2 separate regions of the Mus musculus genome follow, and region 2 is linked to region 1. Evidence: chromatin loops called from intact Hi-C (ENCODE). Cell type or tissue: left cerebral cortex. All regions are shown on one strand. Each heading gives the region's core, and the rest is flanking DNA. Links, peaks and the distances in the headings are about the cores only.

Region 1 (7,983 bases), core at 3,564-6,063:
TGTATATCCAACCCTGTCCTCAGCAATGCAGTAAACTGAGACCTACAGCACTCTGGCTGCTCCCTCAGGAGTGTAGTGTATCTGCAGAGAAACACTGTAATGAAACATCACAAAGAACTAAAATCTAGGGTAAGCACTATGGAACACGGGGTAAAAGCACTGTCCTTGAAGGCCTGACAATATAAGTTCAATCTCCGGAGCCCAGAGAGATGAGAGATCCAACTCCCAAATTGTCCTCTGACCTTCATAGGTGACACACCCATATATAATAAAAATATGAATCTGACTCCAACATAGCTCCAAGACTCATTCTAGATACCTATAGTAAGAAAGTTATAAATTTTTACAGAAATTTACATACGTATGAATATATAGTAGACTTAAAAGAGGTTTCACGACAGACATGATAACTGCATGCCTGTACTCCTAGCACTCTGTAGGCAGAGGCAGGAGGACTCTAGTCTATAGTCTATATATTAAGTCCCATGCTGGCTAGCGATGCAAGTGAGACGCTGTCTCAAAAAAAACTCCAACAAACAAAACAACCAACAAACAAAAAAATTACATGCCTGAAGTCTTAAACACATAAATTAGGGGTAAAGCGTCCAGCTTATTAGCAGGGTACTTGCCACGCATGTGCGATGACCTGAGTTCAATCTCCAGCAAGTTCCATGCAAGTGCTTTCACGTACATCTAACCTACAGAATCCAAATCGAATTTACCGAACTTGCCAATACCTATGAAAGCAAAGCTGATAGTACCAAGAGTCACTGATCTCTCGAAAATGCTGAGATTAACCTGTAGTGGCTATTCCTGGTTGTCAACTTGACTATATTTGGAATGAACTACAATCCAGAATTGGAAGGCTCACCAGTGACCCTTATCTGGAGGCTTGGAGATCCTTATCTGGATCTTGGTTTGAAGATCTTGAGCCATAGTGGCTATGGATTCCAGAAGATTGAATCTCCGAGTTTAAGGAACACACCTTTAATCTGGGCTACACCTTCTGCTGGAGACAATATAAGGACATTGGAAGAAGGGAGTCTAGCTCTTGCTCTTGCTCCTTCGCCTGCTTGCTGCATGAGACCGAGTAACTGCTAGATCCTTGGACTTCCATTCACAGCTGCGACTGAACCATTGTTGGGAATTGGGCTGCCGACTGTAAGTCATCAATAAATTCCTTTACTATCTAGAGACTGTCCATAAGTTCTGTGACTCTAGAGAACCCTGACTAATACATAACCTAAATAGCAGTGGCTATTTATTTACTTAAAAGAAGCAAGCTGCTCAACTAGGTATTGTGGCACACCCTGCAATCGCAGCATGCAGAAGGCTAAGGCAGAAGGACTGAGAACTCAGGGTACCAGGCCAGTTTGTGCTACATACTGAGTCAACATAACGATGTGGGTGGGAGGGGGAGGCAGAGAAAGAACTTGTTCGGAAAAATAAAAGGCTGGAGCACAGTGGGTGCTGGCTACTTAAACAGTACTCATAGCAAGTAACACAATGAGGTACCAGCTTCCCGAGTTCTGTCCTCTTCTCATCTGAGACTCTGGTGGCAAGAGAGATGGCAGCCACTCGACGGGGCTGGGTCACAGCGATGATGCCCTGGCGGCTAATTCCCCCTTCATAGAGGTACTGTGGGATCTGAGTTGTTTTCCCAGAGCCAGTTTCCCCTAGGAGAGAAGAGAAACTCTTATTCAAATGAGACTAAGGGAAACCAACAGCTCACAGTCAGGAAAAACAAAATCTTAAAAGGAAACACTGAGTTGCTAAGCCTCAGGCAAATGGGCACCTGGGAGGTGGCTGGCGAACAGTCACTGTCACTCTTTCCCCGGAGGCCCAATCACATTTCAAACACTTTTAGAATGGGCTGGACATGGTGACAAGTGCGCTTAATCACAGCAGACAGAGATAGGAGGATCTTTTTGAGTTCTAGGTCAGCTTGGTCTACACAGTCAGTTCCAGGACAGCCAGAGCTACATAATAGACAGACTGTCAAACAAACTGTTCATATACTTTGGCTCCAAATTCCACTTGCCGAAATTGAGTCTAAGAAAACAAACATGTTTTAATTTAATTTGCCCCATGATAGCAAAAACAAAATGAAAAACAAAACAAAAACCCCAATCAAAACTGGAAACATGTATAATGGTAGGTAACTGGTGTAGTTACAACAGATGAGATACGACAGTCATATAGCTTGATAAAAACTGATACGACGAGATGTCCATTCATAGACTGCTCGCCCTTTGCTCTGGCTGCTGCTTGCTGCTCTCGTCAAACCTTCTGCCTCTGTATACCCTACTGTGGGTACAATACCTACCTGCCTCACTAACTGGCAAGTTCAAGGATGAGTCAGCCTGCAAGCTCTCACCCTCTGGGCTGTACCAGGGGGCCTCATCTCTAGGATCCTTAGTGCCTGCTTCATCTCTCTCCTAGCACTGATTATTCCAAACAGTACAGAAGTATTTTTTCTTTGTTTGTTTTTCAAGACAGGGTTTCTCTGTATAGTCCTTGCTGTCCTGGAACTCACTCTGTAGACCAGGCTGGCCTCGAACTCAGAAATCCCCCTGCCTCTGCCTCCCAAGTGCTGGGATTAAAGGCGTACACCACCACGCCTGGTTCAAACAGTACAGAAGTACTTAAATGTTTCTGCCCTAATTCCAGAGGGCAGACGCTCTCTTCATAGGCTTAAACACTGCACAGAGCAAGCACTCAATGAAGGCTGTTTCCTGTGTATGTCTGTTGGTACCTCTAAAAGCACCTGATTAGAACAACTCAGGAAACTTGCACACCCTTCTTTGCCATGGCTTATCCTCTTTAACAGGTCCATGAGTCTTACATTTTCTTCCAGCTCCCGGCCTGCTTCTGACCACTCACCTTTCCAGACTTAGCCAAGGCTCTCAGACCAAGAATCTGATTATCCTGCATTTTCCTACTGAACCCTCCACACAACCTCAGACATAGATCAATGCCTCTTGTGCATCTTTCCCACTCCTATTCCAGGGCAACTGACTATTGCTAAAATAGAATATGCCAGCCATACAAACAGAGGGACAAAATTCACCTGGGCATCAGCTTTACAGTCCATCTTGTTCCTGTTTTTGCAGCCTGTCTTCCGTCTCCATCTCCCCAAAAGCCTACTTGAGGCTCTGGAACTTTTGTTTTCCTCAGAACTCTTGGATCTTCTCAAATGTGACTTCAAAAGAGACAGCCTTTCTCCTGTGCCAGGTGGGCTCTCCATAACTCCTGATGCCCGGCACTGCGCCCCCATCTCTGAAATTTCCTAAACTTTGATCCATTAGTTCTATCTATCTTCAGTGTCCTCTCTGCTCAGTTCGCCAAAATCTGTGACTATTTACAAGTGCCTCAGCTTCCCTTGGTTGGCCAAAGCAGAAACCTGTTTCCACTGCCTTCATTCTTTCACCTCCTAATTACTCCTCAGTCCAACGCCAGATCTGTTCTTAAAGTTATTTTGAAAAAATTCTTAGTGGGAGTTGCAATCAATACTACATATCCAACGTGCACTCCCACGCCCCACCATGTCTACATATTGTTATGGAACTTCCCTCCTTAGCACTCTATTCCACTGACTGCCAGTACTCCAGTCTCTTTCTCGCTTATGACATTCCTTCGGGAACTCCTCTATCGTCAATACTGTAGCAAAGCCACTAGAAGTCAGTCCCTGCCTTCGAACACTGCCAAGTTCTTCTCGTACACAAGAAATTGGTTCTCGCCAACTGAATTCTTTCTGGCGCCAGTCTCTCCGTCCTCGCTTAGAATGCCGGTCCCCAGGGACCCGCTCCGCAGCTGCCTCCTCAAAAGCCTTGGTGAGGCCCATCCTGCAAAGCTCTCTGAGAGCCTCCGATATGCTCCCCACGCCTCGTCACGGAAGGCGAATATCCTCAAACTCACAGAGCGCGGTCAGCGCCGGCAGGGTAACTCTGTCCGCCTCTTTCCAGAGGTCCCTGTCCACACCGGGCACTGAAACCCTTTCAAGTTTGTGGAAGAAACCAACGCAAAGAAAGTGAGAAGCCCCTAAGAAACCCCGCCCTCGTGCACAGAGCCAGGGATCTAGAGCAAGGAAGATCCACCAAAGCCGCCACTCACCGATGAGGACCGCGTTGTCCAGGTTTCGGAGCTGAGCCAATAGCTGCCCCCGCGCCCGGAAGATGGGCAGACTCCGGCGCTGCAGCTCCAGGGCCTCGCGGTAGGGACTGGCCGAAGGCTGGGCCAGCGGCGGCGTCTGCCTCCGGCCTCCTCCAGCTCCGCCGCCGCCGCCAGCCGTCAACAGCATCACTACTCGTCTCCCGGGAGGGCAGGAGCCCGGCCGGAATCTCTTAGCGGGCGGGAGGCTCGCCTCCTCCGGCATGTCGGGAGGACCGCGGCCGGAGGCAGGGACGCAGACAGTTCCGCTCGGCTGGGGACAGCAAGCGCGCACCGCCCCTTTCTCGCCACGTGCAGGCGTGCTGGGCGACCACCGATGACCTCACAGCCGCCTCCTGCCTTGAGGAAAGGAACTGCAATTCCCAGCATGCGCTGTGCATTTACATCCTGTGAGAGCAAGGTCGGAGGTGCGACCGAAAAAACGGCCCGAGTAACAACAGGGGACGATAGCTGTGTGGTTCCCTAGGGTCTTGTTGCGTAATGACGTTGTCCTAAACTCTCATTTCTATCCAATAAAAATGACTGTCCCATCTCGGGCTCCAACAATAGTCACGTTTTAAGGCAATTACTTATTTCTGTAAATCTAACGAGGAACACAAACATTTACTCTTCTAAACAATGTACGTTTTAAGGTACCCACTGGTAGCTCCGATTTATAAATGTAGAAAGTGAAATTTTCTGAGACTAAAGTCATTTCGGATGCTGCAAAGAATTTTGAAAATGCTACTAGTGAGTATCTTCAGTTACGGAAAGGTGAATTCTATGATTCTGATATCATGTAATTTCCCCACAAAGTGATAGGCTCAAAAAATACAAGCAGAAATAAAAAAGAAAATGAGTGGAACTAAAATTGCCTTAACTCACCTCCCAGTCATTCCTACTAGATTTTCAATCTTTACACAGCTTTTCAGCCCTATTGTATACACCTTAATCAGTGCGAGTATTCACTACTCCTGCAGAAAACTTGTACATAACCAGTTCTTCCTTCCTGTTCAATTACAAGCTCTTAGATGCTTTGCTAATTCAACACAGAAAGACAGGCACAGAGTGAATGGGTGGTTACCTTTGCTTTTTCATCTTTGGAGGGTGTGGGCGTTTTGTTTGGGAGTATGTTCCTGCACTACTTGCTTGCAATGCTCACATGGAGGTCAGAAGAGGGTGTTGGATTCCCTGGAATTGGAGTTACAGCCAGTTGAGCCTCCATGTGTTTGGAACCCGTAGGGTTCTCAGTGCCCTCGCTGTCCCCGATTGTGTTTCTTTTTTTTTTTTTTTTAAAGATTTATTTATTTATTTATTATATGTAAGTACACTGTAGCTGTCCTCAGACACTCCAGAAGAGGGAGTCAGATCTTATTGGTTGGATGGTTGTGAGCCACCATGTGGTTGCTGGGATTTGAACTTCCAACCTTTGGAAGAGCAGTCGGGTGCTCTTACCCACTGAGCCATCTCACCAGCCCCCGGATTGTGTTTCTTATACAGAATGTGGCGTTCTATAATTCTCAACTCATGTGAAGGCTATCCATCAAATTTGGTATGCAGACCTGTTTTTTTTTTGTTTGTTTTGTAAAAAAAAAAAAAAAAAAAAACCCAGATGTGAATCTGTCTGTTGTGGAATCCGGTATGGCCTGTGGCTTTGGTCCTGTTGAGATGCTTTAAAGCCTTTTAAAGAATATCTGGGTCCCCCGTGAAACTTTACTACACGCAGGTTTACCAGGAAATTTGGGTAGGAATGGGATTAATGACTCTCATCTTTTACTAAGTCAGCCCATTCAAGATGAATCATGTCAGCTAAACTTACACTGTTAGATGAGAACACGGAACATCTCTGTATAGTTATCTAAATAACATTTACAATATGACCTTAATAAATGTATCTAAGAAGCAAAAAAACAAGCAAACAAACACCCCCAAATCCCAGTTATAGTTTTTATTTAGCTTCTGACAGTACACTAGGGGTTACTAAAAAATGTGTGTGTTTAGGATGTACACGAAGAATGTACTGACTTGGGAATGGAGACAGGGCTTGGGGTTAAGAATGCTCACTGTTGAGAGAACTCAAATTTGTTCCCTCACACCCATGCCAGGCAGCTCACCATCTCCTGAAACCCCTGCCCTAGAAGATCCCGTACCTCTAACCTCAAGGTAACCCAAACTTATGTGCACATACCTATATAAAGACACATATAAGTACATGTAATTTTAAATAGTAAAAACAAATCTTACAAAGAATAAGTTGACATGTTTTCCACGCGCCTCCCCCCACCCCCATGTTGATTTAGGAAGGCAAGCAAACCCTTAAAAGAAAAATAACTTATGTCAAGTTATGGGCCTTGAGTAAACAAAATAATAGGTAGCTGCACATTCGAAGCAACCCAACGTGGGAGTATTATAAATTACAGGAGTCCAAATAGGCCATCTGAGTGAGTGAAATCACCTCTTGGTAAGTAAAACACCTCTTTAAAAAAACATACATTGTGTGTGTGTGAGTGAAAGAGAGAAGCGGGGGGAAGGTCAGAGAACAAATCATGGCAGTTGCTTCTCTCCTGCTATGTGGTGGCCTAGGGATTGAAATCTGGTCTTTAGGCTTGGTGGTGTTATTACCTCTGGAGGCATCGGACACCCCCCCCCGCCCCCCCGCAAAGTCCACTTATCTAGAAGCACTCACTAATCATATGCAACAGTTATCATGCAAGCATTTTTTTTTTAAGAACAAGAAAAGAAAAACAAAAATTTTGGTGTTTTTAAAGTATTGGCTCAGAGTTTGTTTGTTTTTTTTTTTTAAGGTGGAGATAAAACCTAACACTTTTGTAAGGAACTCATTCCTGGTAACCCATTTACTCAGCAGTAAAATGATCAGAGTTGGAAACTTAAATCTTTCCCTGCATGTTGCTCACTTGCCCTTCAGTGGCGGTCTGAAATCTGTTGCCCCTCCAAAAAACTCTCTTGTGGCTCAGTGGCTTTCATATTGAGAAGCTCACATACTAAGCATTCAAAAGAATATTCTGATTATTCCTCCAAAAGATGATCTGTCAGACACATTTCACTCTTATCTGAGGTGGCCAAGTCTGTCGAAGTAACTCCCTGGTCCGACCATGACCCTACCAGCTCACGGTCTCCTCCGATTGCAAGGCCACCAAATCATTGCTCCTCAATCAAGGTCAGTTTTGTTCCATCCTGTTTCCAGAAAGAATATTAAACCTTAGCAATCAGGTCCAAGTTTGGATACATACACATCGATTCTTTCATAATTAAAAATACAAGATAATAGTTTGCTGATCAATAAACAAAGTATTTATTCAGCACCCATGTGCCAAGCACAGTGCTAGGCACTGTGGTGGATACAAAAATTAAGACATAGTCCCTGCCCTTAAGGAGCTTACATTCTCATGAGGGGAACAAAACTAACATACATGTAGCAGCTAAGAACAGTACAAGACAATATATGATTTGGTATAGGAATTTTAGCACAGATTTGAAGCTTCATAAGGATTTAAAGAAGACAGTGAAATAGGCCTTAGTTTTAAGAGTTTAGTGTCAAGGTCTTGAAGAAACTTAAATCGACGTTCCTGCAAGGGAGAAGTAGGAGCAAGGTTCAGAGAAAAGACACAAAATATGCATTTGATAAGGGCTAAGACGTGATTGCAGACTTCGGAACAGAGCGGCTGAACGAGACAAGCAAGGTTCAAGAACTTGAATCAAACTCAAAACAGTAAGTAGTTTAGTCATCCCGAGAGGATGGAAGGGCAGGATCTTAGCTAACACAGATAGAACTCACCCGAGAAAGGAAATTATAGCCACAAAATAAACAGTGGC
Region 2 (7,983 bases), core at 2,755-5,254, 320 kb after region 1:
AATCTCAGAGATCTGAGACTGGTAGGCGTGGAGACACTCCCTACCTGTTTTTATATCTTTTATGGAATACATAACCATGACAACTCACTGAGGACCATGGGTACTGTGAGTCATGTAACATAACTTCTGAAGTTCTTCTCCATGATAATGAGGTATCTAGATAGCTCTGACCCTTCAGGCAATGGGCTTCCCTTCCTAGGTATTCCTTCCTTTAAAAGGTATTTAATCCCTGGTTCACCCCAAAGTGTATGCATTTAAATCTACCACCAAATAAACCAGTATGGACAAGCAAGGATTGTCTCAGAGAGCTGTTTCATTTAGCTGCTTACCTCTGGGAAGGCCTTCAACTAAAGAGCCATACCTAAGATGCCTGAGGAAGGCTTTGTCCCCTCCACCCACTCCTGTACTCTTGGCATTCACTCCAAATCAGACTGGTTCTGCTTGTCCTGGGCTCTGCCTCCCCTCTCTGCCTGACATTAACATCACAGAGACCCTGAGGGGTAGCACTTGGGTACCCAGAGAGGAGACCAGAAACCACAGCATTCATTCCCAGACCCTGCTGTTTCCCCTTCCAGTCCAGAAAAGGAAGACACAGACTGTGGACCCCCATTCCAGACTTATGCTTCCCCTGAGCCATGTGCTGGTAGTGAAAGACTCCGAAAGGAGCCCCTCGCTCAGGCTTCAGGACAATAGCGGACACCCAAGAACTCACGATAGACCGAGCTTGTTGCAAACCACATGAGGCTTTATTCGGGGAAAGCCAGAGCTCTGGGGACGACTCATATCCCACGCAGGGGTAGAGGAGTCGACCTCGAGGGGAAAGAGGTCCCAGTTTTTATAGGCCCTCAGGGGGGAAAGGAGAAGGGAGAGAGTAGGGGATTTCCAGATCTAAACAATGTCTATTCTCAAGAAATGGGTATGGGAGGGGTACAAGGAAAGAGTCTAATGAAGGTGCAGCAATGGGCACACACCTGGTCAGAACATTGGCAGACACACAAGGAGTGGCCAGAGCATTGTGCACCTCTATTTTTCTACATCAGTGAAGCTAGTTCTGCTAACACTGACGTCTATCTTGCCAACTTCAGGGCTTCTGTGTCCTTTTACATTCTGCCAGGATCTTTTAGTAGCACCAAGGTACCATCAGTGGAGAGAAAGGAAACAGTATGACTGCCTCACACTCTGGTCAAGTCAGCTTGACAGGCCGAGAAGTTTGGAAGCTACTCAAGAGGCAGAAGAGTTTCACGGAAACTCACTCCTGGAGTCTGGCATTCTCTTTAACTGATATACTCATATTCTATTCCCACATTAGTCTGGTGTATGGATCCACGAGCTCTCTTTTAGTAGTGTCTTATTATAAGTGCCTTTTAAGATTAAATTCTGACATAGCTAAACCTTCACCAGTGTCCAATGTCCTAGAAAGTCCTTGAACTGACCATGGGTTTAGAATTCAGTAAGAATGTTGCCTATTCAGTGACATTCAGAATTGCCTCTAATAAAAGCTAAGTCACTGCCCTACACAGAAATTTACCATCATCTAGGAAGAAGGAAGTTTGAGACCTAAAGAGGAACCAGAATAGATACTTAGAACTATAGATAGCTTAGTTACACCCATACACACGTATTTACAATGGCCTAGGGGGGAAATGGACTATACAATAGACTAAAATAGGAGCTATGGCAAGGGCAAAAAGCCCTTGACCCTGGCTTCTAAGATTAAGTGAATCTTAGGTGGAGCTCCTTTTGATCCCAGTTGTTAACAATGAATTCTATCCCAGGTGGTTCCTGTTAGACCTTCTGTGTTTGTATTCCTCTGTTTTGTAAAAGAATCCAGTAACCTCTTTGTACCTTGCTGGTGTGTCACCCAACTTCCTTATTTTCTTCTGTATAAAAAGTTTGATGCTCGATTTGACAAATTACATTCAGATTCTACACAACCTCTCCTGTGTGCTTCTGTCTGTCATTCCATCCAACACTTTGCCCACCTGTCCCAGAGACCCGTTCCACACAGACAAAGGGGCCCAGAGGTTCTGCGGCATATGACAAGTGGATATCAAATGTCATCTGACTCAGTATCAAGCCCTTCCCCTAGATAAGGACAGACTAACTTTTGACAAAGCCCTGGCCATTAACCCCACCACCCTGCTATTGCATGATGACCCTATGGAGCCCATCCATGACTGCCTGGAGATGCTGGACATCATTCAAACTGCATGAATTGACCTGATAGACATCCCTCTCACCACATCCGTGTGAATCTCTATATAGATGGTAGCAGCTTCATTCAGGAAGGAACTAGATATGCAGGGGCAGTGGTAGTCATAAGCCAAAAGGAGGTCATCTGGCCACAAGCCTGTAGGGGCACATCTGCCCAAAGAGCAGAAATAATCACTCTGACACAGGCCTTAAGATAGGCTAAGGAGGAAAAGGTAATCACTTATACTGATAACCAGTATGCCTTTGCCTTGGGTCATGTTCACAGGACAGTTTTATAAACAAAGGGGCTTGCTTACTCAGTGAGTTAGGGTTTTACTGCTGTGATTAGACCAAGGCAATTCTTATAAAGAACAACATTGAACTGGGGCTGGTTTAGAGGTTCAGAGGTTCAGTCCATTATCATCAAGGCAGAAGCATGACAGCATTCAAGCAGGCATGGTGTAGGAGGAACTGTGAGCTCTACATCTTGTTCCAAAGGCAAACAGGAGGAGACTGACTTCCAGACAGCTAGGATGAGGATATTAAAGCCCACAGCCACAGTGATACAATCACTCCAACAAGGCTACACCTCCTAATAGTGCCACTCCTTGGGCCAAGCATATTCAAACCATCACACTCAGTTCAGAAGGAAGGAATATTGAAAATAAGTATGAAATGCTGGAGACTATTTGACTTCCAGCTGAACTGGCCATAATACACTGGCCTGGACACTGAAAAGATCAAAGGCCCCAGACTCAAGGTGATAACTATGCAGACCAGGTTGCTAAGGATGCTACACTTCAAAACCCTGTTCCCAAACCAATCTAGAGCTATCTGCTGTCACTAAACTCCAACTCTGCCTCAATGAAGATGTCCCTAACTATGATCCAGAAGAAATCAAGTCATGGTTTGATGTGGGGGCCAGGCAAAATATCAATGGATGGTAGATCCTGCCAGATAGAAGGATTTGCATACTGAAGGTGTTGGACCAGAATTGGGAAAATGCCTGTCACCTAAAAAGATTTCAAAACTCATTTCCTCTCATGTTTGTCTGCCTGGACACTGGGAAATCTTTAAAACATTTCAGAGATTTGCCTAACCTGTGCTCAGTTAAATGCAACAAAGCATATACTCCCTCCAGAACAATGGATTCAAGGCACTGTACCTGGTGAATTTGGGGGAATAGATTTCACTGAAGTCAAGTCAGGACCATTAGATACAAATATCTGCTGATCTTTGTGAACACTGTCTCTGAGTCTTTAAAATCATTTAAATTAACTTTGGATAAGATTATCCCCCAGGTCCAGATCAAGCTATCTCAACTTGTTGGGTACTGGCCCCTGACCAGTCATTTAAGCACAGAGATGCTGTGTTGATCTTTCAATCCAAAGTTGATAGACAGGCTTGAATATAAGTGGAAAGAACATTAACATCATAATTCTCTGGGCCCCCACTGCTATTAAGGTATCTGATAATCTTGCCTGGATTCATTACTCTCACCTTGAGAAGAAGGCACCAGAGGACCAGGAATACCTAAAAGGAAAAGGGAGGGAGAGGAAGATGATGATGAGGAGGAGGAGGAGGGGGGGGAGGAGGAAGAGGAGGAAGTGGATTATGATGGAACCTGGTCCTATAAAAGTTAAGACTTCTAAGGTTTAAAACTGTTCCTACTTCCTGTAATTACCTCTGATTGTCTATCATTGCTGTCTGGTTAACAATGATGTTCAAGTTTGCCTTAGGACTTGATTCTAACTGTAATTTAACTGGAAAAATAGAAGGAACATATTACCTTGTAAGGCTATGGACAGTTTCCACTTACAAGATCCATTGTTTGGCTGAAGGAAGGAAAATAATTTTTTTAACTAAATAGAAGAACAAATGAGATGGACGTTAGTCCATGACTGTCTAGTCCTAACAAAATAATACAGACTTCAGCATAATCAAGTATTCTCTAACAAGTTCTGATTAGAGAAATTACACATGTGTGAAGATAAGAAGGGCAGACAATAGGCTTGATACCAATCTTTGGCTCCATCTAGTGTCAAAAAGCAGACAGGCACATTCTTTTTGTTTCAAGAAAAATCTATATGGAATAGGAATCACATATAAACATTATATTAGCTTTAACAGAGGATTAAATGGAGCATACACCTGTGAACATTTCTAAGGTGATAGCTGATATTACTGTAAATAACACTGTTTCCATTATGGTTTATGTTTGATTGTACTGATGTTTCTCCCCACTGCAACACCACTTCCAATCATGCACTCCCCAAGGAAAAATGATTACTGGTAGGATGGACAATTTTCTGTGAGAATAGCATTTATTCTGCCACAGCTTATAAATGAAAATGTGGAATAGGACATATCACACCTATTGCATTTAGTAATCTACTAATAAAATTAAGATCTTTCTCTCACAGTCACAGACACACACATACACACACACACACAACTGTGATGATTCCCTACATCTTCTAGACCACACCTCAGTAGCAGTTGCAGCAGTCTTTCTATTATTCATTCCTGGGTTGGTTGTATGGATGCAAAAGAGGTCTATAAAATAACATATGTAATTTGTTATTACTAACAAACTACTAACACTACAGCAAAGATATTGGCAGAAATTTATCCAAAAATAGGAGAATCAAGAACAAAAGTTCTGCAAAATAGGGCTACAATATATTGGGTTCCAAAAGACCCATTCCACTATTTCCACTCCCCCATCCATCCCTATCACCTACCCTGCTGCCATGCTTCTGCACCCAGACTTCTGCTACCCAGGTACAGACCACACCAGTCAGAATAACCGGCAAGTGACCCTGCTGCCTGTGGAAATGCCCCACTTCTTAGATTCAGTTCTGAAAGATTTTTTTCAACTCCAGACTGCCATACAGCCCCACTATCTGCTCCACTGCCATGCCTCTGCCCCAACTCTGGTGCATCCTAGGTGCAGGCCATGCCATTAAGAAAGACAGGTGTAGGCCAAGCAAGGCTGAAAACAGATAGGCAAATTCAGGCAAAGACTGTCTGTTGGACCAGAGACTACATCAGCAGGCAGAATCAAAGACAGGCAGCTCAACAGTGGGCCTCCTCCATTCATTCAGTGCCCCTAATACCCACCCCTCTTCTTATCACTGCATCCAACTCCCCAATTCAGGTAGAGATTCCCCCACCCCTGTTACACCAAAGTCCAAGCTAGCTGTCAGAATTCCAGCCCCAACATGAACAGAGACTACCTATGGGATCAGAGGTCACATTGGCTACCACCAGAGATCACAAAGACCAGAAAACCAAAGAGAAAACAGAAACTAAGGAACAATATATGGATCCAATAAAGACAAACTCAGAAACTCAAATGCCTGAATCCTAGTGTAAGAATACAATCAACAACAGTCAGGGCAATATGGCACCAACAGAGCCCATCTATCTCACCACAGCAATATTTAAATATTCTAACACAGCTGAAGCATAAGAAAATGACCTAAAAAAAAAAAAAAAGGCCAGGCAGTGGTGGCATACACCTTTAAATCCCAGCACTTGGGAGGCAGAGGCAGGCAGATTTCTGAGTTTGAGGCCAGCCTGGTCTACAAAGTGAGTTCCAGGACAGCCAGGGCTATACAGAGAAACTCCGTCTCAAAAAACAAACAAAACAAAACAAAACCAAAAAACAAAAAGAAAGAAAATGACCTTAAAACAAATCAACTCTATGAAGATGATAAATGTTCTTAAATAGAAAGTTTAAAAGTCCCTTAGATTGAGGGAAAAAAAAAAAAACCTGGAGAAAATTTAAAAATGTCTTAAAGAATGCCAAGAAACCCAAAAACAAAAATCCAAAAAACAAACAAACAAACAAACAAACCAAAACAACAACAAAGCCTACAACAAAAAACAGGTGAGGAAAACAATTCAAGGTCTGAAAATGGAAACAAGCAATAAGGAAAACATAAACTGCGGGAATTCTGAGAAAGGAAAACCTAGGTAAGTAAACAGAAACTACAAACACAAAGATCACCAACACAATACAAGAGATGAAAGAGAGATCTCAGGTGTAGAAGACACAACAGAAGAAATTGATACATTTGTCAAAGAAAATATTCAATCCAAAAAGTTCCTGACACAAAACCTACAGAAAATCTGGAACACCATGGAAAGACCAAACCAAATGGAAGAAGGCGAAGATTCCTATCTCAAATGTCCAAAAAATATTTTCACCAAAATCAAAGAAGAAAATTTTCCTAACCTAAAGAAAGAGATGCCTATAAACATATAACAAGCTTATGGGACAGCAAATAGATTTACCCACAAAGGAAAATCCTCCTGCTACATAGTAATCCAAAACACAAAATGTACAGAACAAAGAAAGAATATTAAAAGCTCCAAGAGAAAAAGGCCAAGTAGCATATAAAGACAGATGTATTAGAATTACACTCGACTTCTCAACAGAGACTCTAAAAGCCAGAAGGACTTGGACAAGTGTCTTGCAGTCTGTAAGAGACAACAGATGCCAGCCCAGATTACTATACCCAACAAAACTTTCAATTACCATAGATGGAACAAACAAGATATTCTGTTACAAAATCCCTATTTAAACAATGTTTATCCATAAATCCAGCCATACAAAAGATACTAAAAGGGAGAGGGAGAGGGAGAGGGAGAGGGAGAGCCCAACACTAATACCACCAGCATCAAAAGAACAGGAATTAAAAATTATTGGTGATCTTGTGTCCTGAGTCCCATCAAGACCAGTCTGCACAGGACAGCTCACAGACTGCGGAGGGTGAGCGAGCAGATTGCAGAAGCTATACAGTTTCTGGGACAGGCAGAAGCGACACAGCTTCTGGGACAGACCCCCTTTTCAGGCTCCAGACATACCAGCACCTTCCCCGCCAGAGGAGAGGTGGCCACCTGAGAGGGCTCTGACTGCCTGAGCAGGTAAGGGAGCCATCTTGTGTCCCAGATCCCTAAGAGACCAGTCTGTGCAGGTGAGCACCTATTCTCCCTACCTATTCACTATAGTACTTGAAGTCCTAGCCAGAGCACTTGGACAACAAAAGGAGATCACTGGGATACAAATTGGAAAGGAAGAAATCAAAATATCACTATTTAAAGATGATATGATAGTATATATAAGTGACCCTAAAAATTCAACCAGAGAACCCCTAAACCTGATAAATAGCTTCGTTGCAGTACCTGGATATAAAATTAACTCAAACAAATCAATTGCCTTTCTCTACACAAATGATAAACGGCCTGAGAAAGAAATTAGGGAAACAACACCCTTCACAATAGTCACAAATAATATAAAATACCTTGGTGTGACTCTACTTAAAGAAGTGAAAGATCTGTATGATAAGAACTTAAAGTCTCCGGGGTATATGCCTAGGAGAGGTATTGCTGGATTTTTGTGTAGTATTATGCCCAATTTTCTGAGCAACCTCCAGACTGACTTTCAGAGTGGTTGTACAAGCTTGCAATCCCACCAGCAGTGGAGGAGTGTTCCTCTTTCTCCACATCCTTACCAGCATCTGCTGTCACCTGATTTTTTGATCTTAGCCATTCTGACTGAAGTGAGGTGGAATCTCAAGGTTGTTTTGATCTGCATTTCCCTGATGATTAAGGATGTTGAACATTTTTTCAGGTGCTTCTCAGACATTCCATATTCCTCAGTTGAGAATTCTTTGTTTAGCTCTAAACCCCATTTTAATGAGGTTATTTGAATTTCTGGAGACCAGCTTCTTGAGCTCTTTGTATATAGTGAATTAGTCCCCTATCAGATTTAGGATTGGT

Evidence for each region. Hi-C counts contacts between places; a loop is a spot of excess contacts. Peaks named below come from ENCODE experiments on the same cell type or tissue, not always from the same donor. Only the 100,000 strongest peaks of a DNase experiment are listed, where the experiment ranks them.
Region 2: it touches region 1 in a loop (4-fold over the local background); 2 of 42 quality-filtered maps call a loop at or near these places.

Annotation. Positions count from the first base shown.
Region 1 is chr11:71,000,004-71,007,986 of GRCm38, forward strand. It overlaps Dhx33 (DEAH (Asp-Glu-Ala-His) box polypeptide 33), which reads right to left and starts at 4,429. Exons shown (of 12, transcript NM_178367.4): 1 at 4,114-4,429; 2 at 1,516-1,676. The coding sequence starts at 4,375. Derl2 (Der1-like domain family, member 2) reads right to left here. Exons shown (of 7, transcript NM_033562.4): 7 at 7,437-7,983. In left cerebral cortex, for the core only: a CTCF peak has its summit at 4,518; DNase peaks (open chromatin) are centred at 3,614, 4,525 and 5,167; H3K4me3 peaks cover 1,700 bases; H3K27ac peaks cover 1,317 bases.
Region 2 is chr11:71,319,424-71,327,406 of GRCm38, forward strand. No RefSeq gene overlaps it. Among named protein-coding and RNA genes, the nearest start is that of Gm23311, 35 kb to the left of the region's middle. In left cerebral cortex, for the core only: a CTCF peak has its summit at 4,232 (motif pointing left); a DNase peak (open chromatin) is centred at 4,234.